Regions from separate parts of the Mus musculus genome. Here region 2 is linked to region 1. A link is a loop called in an ENCODE intact Hi-C map of the cell type or tissue named here. Cell type or tissue: heart. All regions are shown on one strand. Links, peaks and the distances in the headings refer to the core of each region. The heading gives the core; the rest is flanking DNA.

What was found. Peaks named below come from ENCODE experiments on the same cell type or tissue, not always from the same donor. Only the 100,000 strongest peaks of a DNase experiment are listed, where the experiment ranks them.
Region 2: it touches region 1 in a loop (4-fold over the local background); 3 of 42 quality-filtered maps call a loop at or near these places.

Annotation. Positions count from the first base shown.
Region 1 is chr9:51,160,662-51,163,570 of GRCm38, forward strand. All of the region lies in intron 1 of Gm32742, which reads right to left. Among named protein-coding and RNA genes, the nearest start is that of Gm32742, 6.7 kb to the right of the region's middle. In heart, for the core only: a CTCF peak has its summit at 1,240 (motif pointing right); a DNase peak (open chromatin) is centred at 1,260; H3K27me3 peaks cover 928 bases.
Region 2 is chr9:51,277,086-51,279,994 of GRCm38, forward strand. Colca2 (COLCA2 homolog) reads right to left here and starts at 1,469. Exons shown (of 5, transcript NM_001195681.1): 1 at 1,255-1,469; 2 at 511-605. The coding sequence starts at 570. It overlaps Gm32819 (a long non-coding RNA gene), which reads left to right. Exons shown (of 9, transcript XR_003948163.1): 2 at 1-154; 3 at 266-307; 4 at 453-2,909. In heart, for the core only: CTCF peaks have their summits at 1,531 and 2,169; DNase peaks (open chromatin) are centred at 1,526 and 2,056; H3K4me3 peaks cover 1,727 bases; H3K27ac peaks cover 1,761 bases; H3K27me3 peaks cover 39 bases.

The DNA of each region.
Region 1 (2,909 bases), core at 231-2,730:
CCATGCAACTCCATGGCTCCTTTTCTCTTCTCCTCTACCTTTCCTCCCGAGCAGCATGAGCCAGCAAGCTTAGCATTGGGCAGAGTGAAGCCAAGGGTTGTTCCAGCATTTTCCTTTCACAAGGCCAAATAGTCAGACTCCTTTAAGCATTCTGGGTGCAAACCCCATGAGAGATAAGGTAGAGAGATTACAGTTTTTGTCTCTGCTACAGGACACACAATACAACACACACTCACAAACCCTTAGGGAGCCATCTAGCTCTTCCCCCTCATTTATAGTGAAAAAGTCGGAGCCCCATTCTGGACTGAAATTCAGTTTTAACAGATGGGTGACGCCGTTCAAGTGCTCCTAGACCATGCATACAAGAAGTCACTGGAAACTGCAAAGCAGCCAGAGTCCCTGGTGCAACCAGGTGATTCCCCAGAGAAGATGAGCAGTGGATGCGGCTGAGAAAAGCAGGCTCTCAAAATGGAATAATCCATTGCTTTATTGCTTATAAAAAGTGATAGTGGGTAATACTGCCCAGCTTTCTTTATGGCTGCTGTGAAAAATCACTGATGCCCACAAGACCAGAAGTATCGTGAAGAGCGTAAACCCAGATCAGGTTCAGTGCTCTGTGTGATGGATGGTTGCTTAGAAGCCTTCAGAAAAATTCAATATATCACATTGCAGTGAGGCCTAATTTAAAAGAGAGGGAGGGGGAGGAAGATGAAGAAGAGGAAGAGGAGGAGGAGAAGGAAGAGGAGGAGGAGGAAGCAGAAATGGATTTTGATTTGCCCTGTGTTATTCATCAATGTTCCCTTCAAGTAACTTACAATTGATTGCTTTTAAGAAGAGATCACCCACTTGACACCCAGACAAGTGACCCCAGTTCAAGGGAATTCCATTCACTTAACCAGTTTTGGTCTTTTGATCTATCATTATTTCGACCTATTATCTATTTTCTAGGCTCCTTTCTGGGTGTGGTGATACTTAAAAGGATGTCCTAGAAGCTCAGAAGGATCGATCGCTGGATGCTATTTTGCAGTCAGGGCTGGAAAGAGAATTACGAGGTGTAGAAGTAAAGGCTCCTTGTAGAGACTCTTTTGAGGGGGAAATTTAGATTTAAGTGCTCACTGTCCTCCAGGCTGATAGCTTCCTGTAGGGCCACTGCTTTGCAGAGTCCCTCAGCCTGTGAGAGACCCTTGATAGGCACCTGACTCTTTTCAGCTATTTTGTTGCTGAGCCGTTCGCCCTGCCTGCTTTTTGTCTTGCCAGTAGGTGGCACTGTGAGCTTGCAGGAATTGGTGAGCTGGCATGGACCAAGCAGTGGGGTGTAGGTATCTGCTAGAATGAGGGAGGAGAGAAAATGCTGTTAGCAGGTGTGTGTGTGTGTGTGTGTGTGTGTGTGTGTGTGTGTGTGTGTGTGTGTGTGTGTATGTCTTTTTAAAGTTTAAGCAGACACTCTTTTGAACGCATTTAAATATAGTCACACTAACCGGCCTTGGGTTTTACTCCACATTAGCCCAGCACCATTTTGCAGGCTCACCTATGTCACATAGTCCTTCTCTGGCATGAAGCTCCTAAGGGGGCTTAGTGCTGGGCCTTGTCTTTTTGTTCAAGTTGTCTGATAGCTGGTCACTGCCAGGCCTACTGTATCTCCCCTGGTTCCAACTATCACTTCTGTCTGTCCATCTGTTTGTTTGATTTTTGAGACAGGGTTTCTCTGTGTGACCCTGGCTTCCTGGAACTCACTCTGCAGACCAGGCAGGCCTGGAACTCAGAGATCCGCCTGACTCTGCCTCTTGAGTGCCGGGATTCAAGTCCTGCACCACCTTTAAGTGCCTGGCTTCCAACTGTCATTTCTGCCATTTCCTAACACTACCAGTTCCCAGGTTTCTGTTGGTGTCCTGGGTTGTCTCACTCAGCTTTGATTTTCTGTGGGTCTAACTACAAAGTTAAGTTTTTCCTGGAATATGACAGTAAGTATGTATTTTAATAAGCTTAGTTTCTAAAGAACAATTTCAGATTTGCAGAACCTCTTAGAGTTCCCGTGTGTCCCACTCCTAGTAATTATAGATACCGGGTGAGTACTTTAGCTAATGGCCATACTATGTTCACACTGCCTTGTCTATTCCAGGGTCAAACATTGTACTTAGTCATGTCCCTGCCTCCCTTTAACTGGGAAAGTTTCTCGAGAGTCTCTTTACTTTTGGCAATCTACATACACAAGTGCTCTGTAAAACAGGCCTTAGCTGGGTGGGATTCACTAGAAATCTCTATCGTCATTGGTCTGGAGTGTTTTTTATCTTTTAGAACACCACACCAATAAAGTGATGTTTTCTTTATAATGGAACAAAGACAAATGCTCTGAACATGGCATGACAGCACTTACGTTGCCCTTGGTCATCTGACTGTTAGGTTTTCTCCACTGTAATTCCTCCCTTGCCATACTGCACTTGTTGGCTAGAGAGTTCATTTGACCCACTCCACAGTCTCTCTCTCTCTCTCTCTCTCTCTCTCTCTCTCTCGTGCTCATATGCACTTTCTTACCTCTTTTGGCATCACAAGATCTCAAGCTCTTCTTGTCTCTTTCCTGCCGTAGCTGTTCATTCAATCAGCCATTTCCCCAGGGAGCTTTGACTCCCTTTAAGGACATTGGTTAGCATCCTGGGGTCTGGGTGATGGGTCTGTTTTGGTCCCTTAGTTTTAACTCATCTTTCCTTTCCCTTTCCATTAACTCTTCTGTCCCCAGACCATTAATTATGGAGGTTTCAAAGATTAAACCACACCTTCAACTCAATAACCTGACTTTGTCCAAATGCTTATGAGATACAGGCAATAGAGTATATATAGTCTTGGAGTTCACAGCCAAGGTGGGAGACAGGTAGACATGAATAGCTCAAATGTTGGGACGTGACACCCAAGGC
Region 2 (2,909 bases), core at 312-2,811, 120 kb after region 1:
AAATGTGAGGTGTCAGAGTGTCTTATGACTACCCAGATCAGTTCTGTCATAGTTCTGTGTATTCCAGAGAGAGAGGCCTTTTCTTCCAGAGACTTCCAGTGACTGCTGGTTTTTCATATACATGACCTCAGAGCCTAAATTACAGAGAAACTAGGTGGGTTTCTGGGAGATAATTTTTTTTCAATGAGTTTGTTGGGGCTGTATCTATACTCTCTTAACACTATAAAAACATATTTAACCTGTTGGCTGCCTCTCTTCCTTGCAGAGGACCAAGAAGCCTTCCCCACTCAGCTATGAGCAGTGAGAGGTGAGCCTCCCACAGTCCTGAGCCCTACACCATGTCCCACAGGTTTTGGTGGCTGCCTATGGTGACCTGGGAAGTTGGGGACAGATGTAAGAATCCCTGAACAGGGCTGTGCTTATGGGTGGCCTCTGCATCTTCCCTGACACAGGGCTGAACGAAGCCTTCGATGGACTGGGAGGGACAGAGACGGAGAGGGTGGTGCTTACGTTTGCCCCTGAGGTGGCCTGGTGTGCCCTTCTTTGCTGCAGAAGCTCTTTCACGGTCATCTTCACACGGACGCCTTGATACACCTTAGGTTTTTCTGGGGAGAGGCAACAGGGTTAGTGGTCAGTTTCAAAGCTTGGGTGTCAAGGGGATACAGTGAGGGTTCCCTTGGTAAGGCTAGGATACCCAAGGCCAAGTTTCTACCTTTGCAGAACACACGAAGAGAATGAAAAAAGAAAAAGAAAAGAAAAAAAAAGAAGAAGAAGAAAAAGAAAGAAAAGATAACGTTAAAAAATACCCACATTTCTCAAACTAGAAAAGGTTAAGCACAGGCAGGTGCTTCAGGGTCCTAGTGGGAACAGTATCTGTGGGCATCTATGAAATTATTCATCCCTAGCTGGGCCCCATCCTCAGGACAGTACCAGCTGTTCTGCTCTGGAATGTGGAGGGAGGTCAAACAAGCCTGCTATTTTGGCTACGATATTAAATCTGGGGTTCCGGCTCAGCTTGTGGATCTGGGGTGCTCTCTGTTTCCAACTGATCTCGCGGACCTCACCATAATGTGAACAACAGCCCCTCTCCCCATGCCCCCCGCCCCACTGTATTCCTCTATCAATCCAGGCATGGCTTCTGGGGAAGTACAACCTTTATTTGTGGTGCCCTTGGTCTGGAAGCAAGCCCTGAAACAAGCGACAAGCTACAGGGGTCGGGGCAGTCAGTCTGTCCTGGCCCTGTTAAGGACTTACTGCACTGACCCCAGAAAAGGAGCCAAGATCGGGAAATAGTCTCCTGTCGGTCCTTTCTCTTTTTCAAAAATGTCTTTTCTTCCTCACCCCCTTCCTCCCTCTAGTCTCCGACTCTGTCGCTCTCTTCATCTCTTCCCACCCCCTCCCTTTCCGGTGCAGGCTTTTGGAGAACTGAGCTGTGGAGAGTTCTCCAGCAAGAGCTGCAGCTCTGGAGTAATGGCATCCCGAGGCTCCCTAGGACCGCGCAGTCGCCTAGAGGCAGCCCTCCGGAAGGGGCCGCCCCTGAGCCGGCAGAGCTGGGCCGGGAGACCTGGGAGAGCCCAAGTAGCCGGCTGTGCTAGGCGGGGGTCGGCTGGGAGGGACCGGTGACCGCCTGGGGTCCCGGCAGAGCGCAGTGAGTAGGTCTGACTGGTTGTTAGGCCAGGCTAGACCCGGCAGAGGCACTTTCCGAATAGAGTTTGACTTAGAAGCCCAGTGTGACTCCCACCCGACCTTGACCCTGGAGAGAGCGCTTATTAGAATCACGGGGAGGGGCGGAGCACAGTGGCCCCTGGCCTAGGCGTTTGGAGACAGTGCCAGGCCACCAGCGCCTCGCCTGGTTAGTGTAGGGACCGCGGCTGGACAGCAGGGAGACCCCCACCCACGAGCCAGATCCTGAAAGTTAGGATCCCTAAGGAAAGTTAGTGCGCTGTTCTTCCCGGTCCTGGGCATCGGTTTGTCTTGCTGCAGTGCCAGGACGCGCCCACTCCGCTCCAGTCTCCTTTCCTCCCATCCCCACTGTCTGGGTCGGCTCTGGGATCTGCAGGCAGCGCGGGCGCGCCTCGGGGTCCACGCGGGACCAGCCCCAGCCCAGTTCCCTGCCGGGTGCGTCCTGCTCCAGTCCAGGGCTCACCGTGAGCCTCTAGCTCCCCCGCGCCGCCGCTTCTGGGCTCACAAGGTCGGCGCCTCCAAATTCCCAGGACTCCAAGGTGGAAAAGTGAAAGGGCAGGCAGGGGCGTGGGGGACTCGATTGTCCGGAGTGGCCTTATGGGTCTCTGGGCCTCTGCTCTGGGGGGCAGTCACCCAGAGGGACCCGACACAGCGGGATCGCGTCCTCTCTGGATCCATGCCCGGCCCTGACTATTATTCCCTGACTTTGTGCCTCTCTGTTATACGCAGGAAAAGCAGAGGAAATACACTCGGATCCAAGTGCCCCTGGCCCTCATGACCCGACCCCTGGAAAAGCATCTGAGTTACCCGACATCCTGGTCAGCAGGAGCTGGGCTGGAGACTGGATGCTGCAGCTTCAGAGACTCAGCACCTAGGAAGGCTCCTGTGCAGGGAGAAAGGCAGAGATGCGACATTTTTAAAGTTTCACAAAACACGAGGCAGCACCCAGGTCCCTGGATCAGGAGACACACAGAATTAATGTTTTATACCTTCGGGTATAGGTTTGAGTTTTTTCCCCCTCATGCCAAGTATTTAAAACCTCTAGAAACCCATGATTTGACAATCAATGATTGCGCGATACTTTCAATTTGAATATTCAAAGGCTTAACAAAATGGACTATCTTCTGCAGAAATCCTGCACACAGGCACCTCACAGAGAGTCCAGAGAAACAGAGAGGGAGATCCCTTTGGGTCCTGACCCTTGCTTTTCTCCTATTTTAAACATT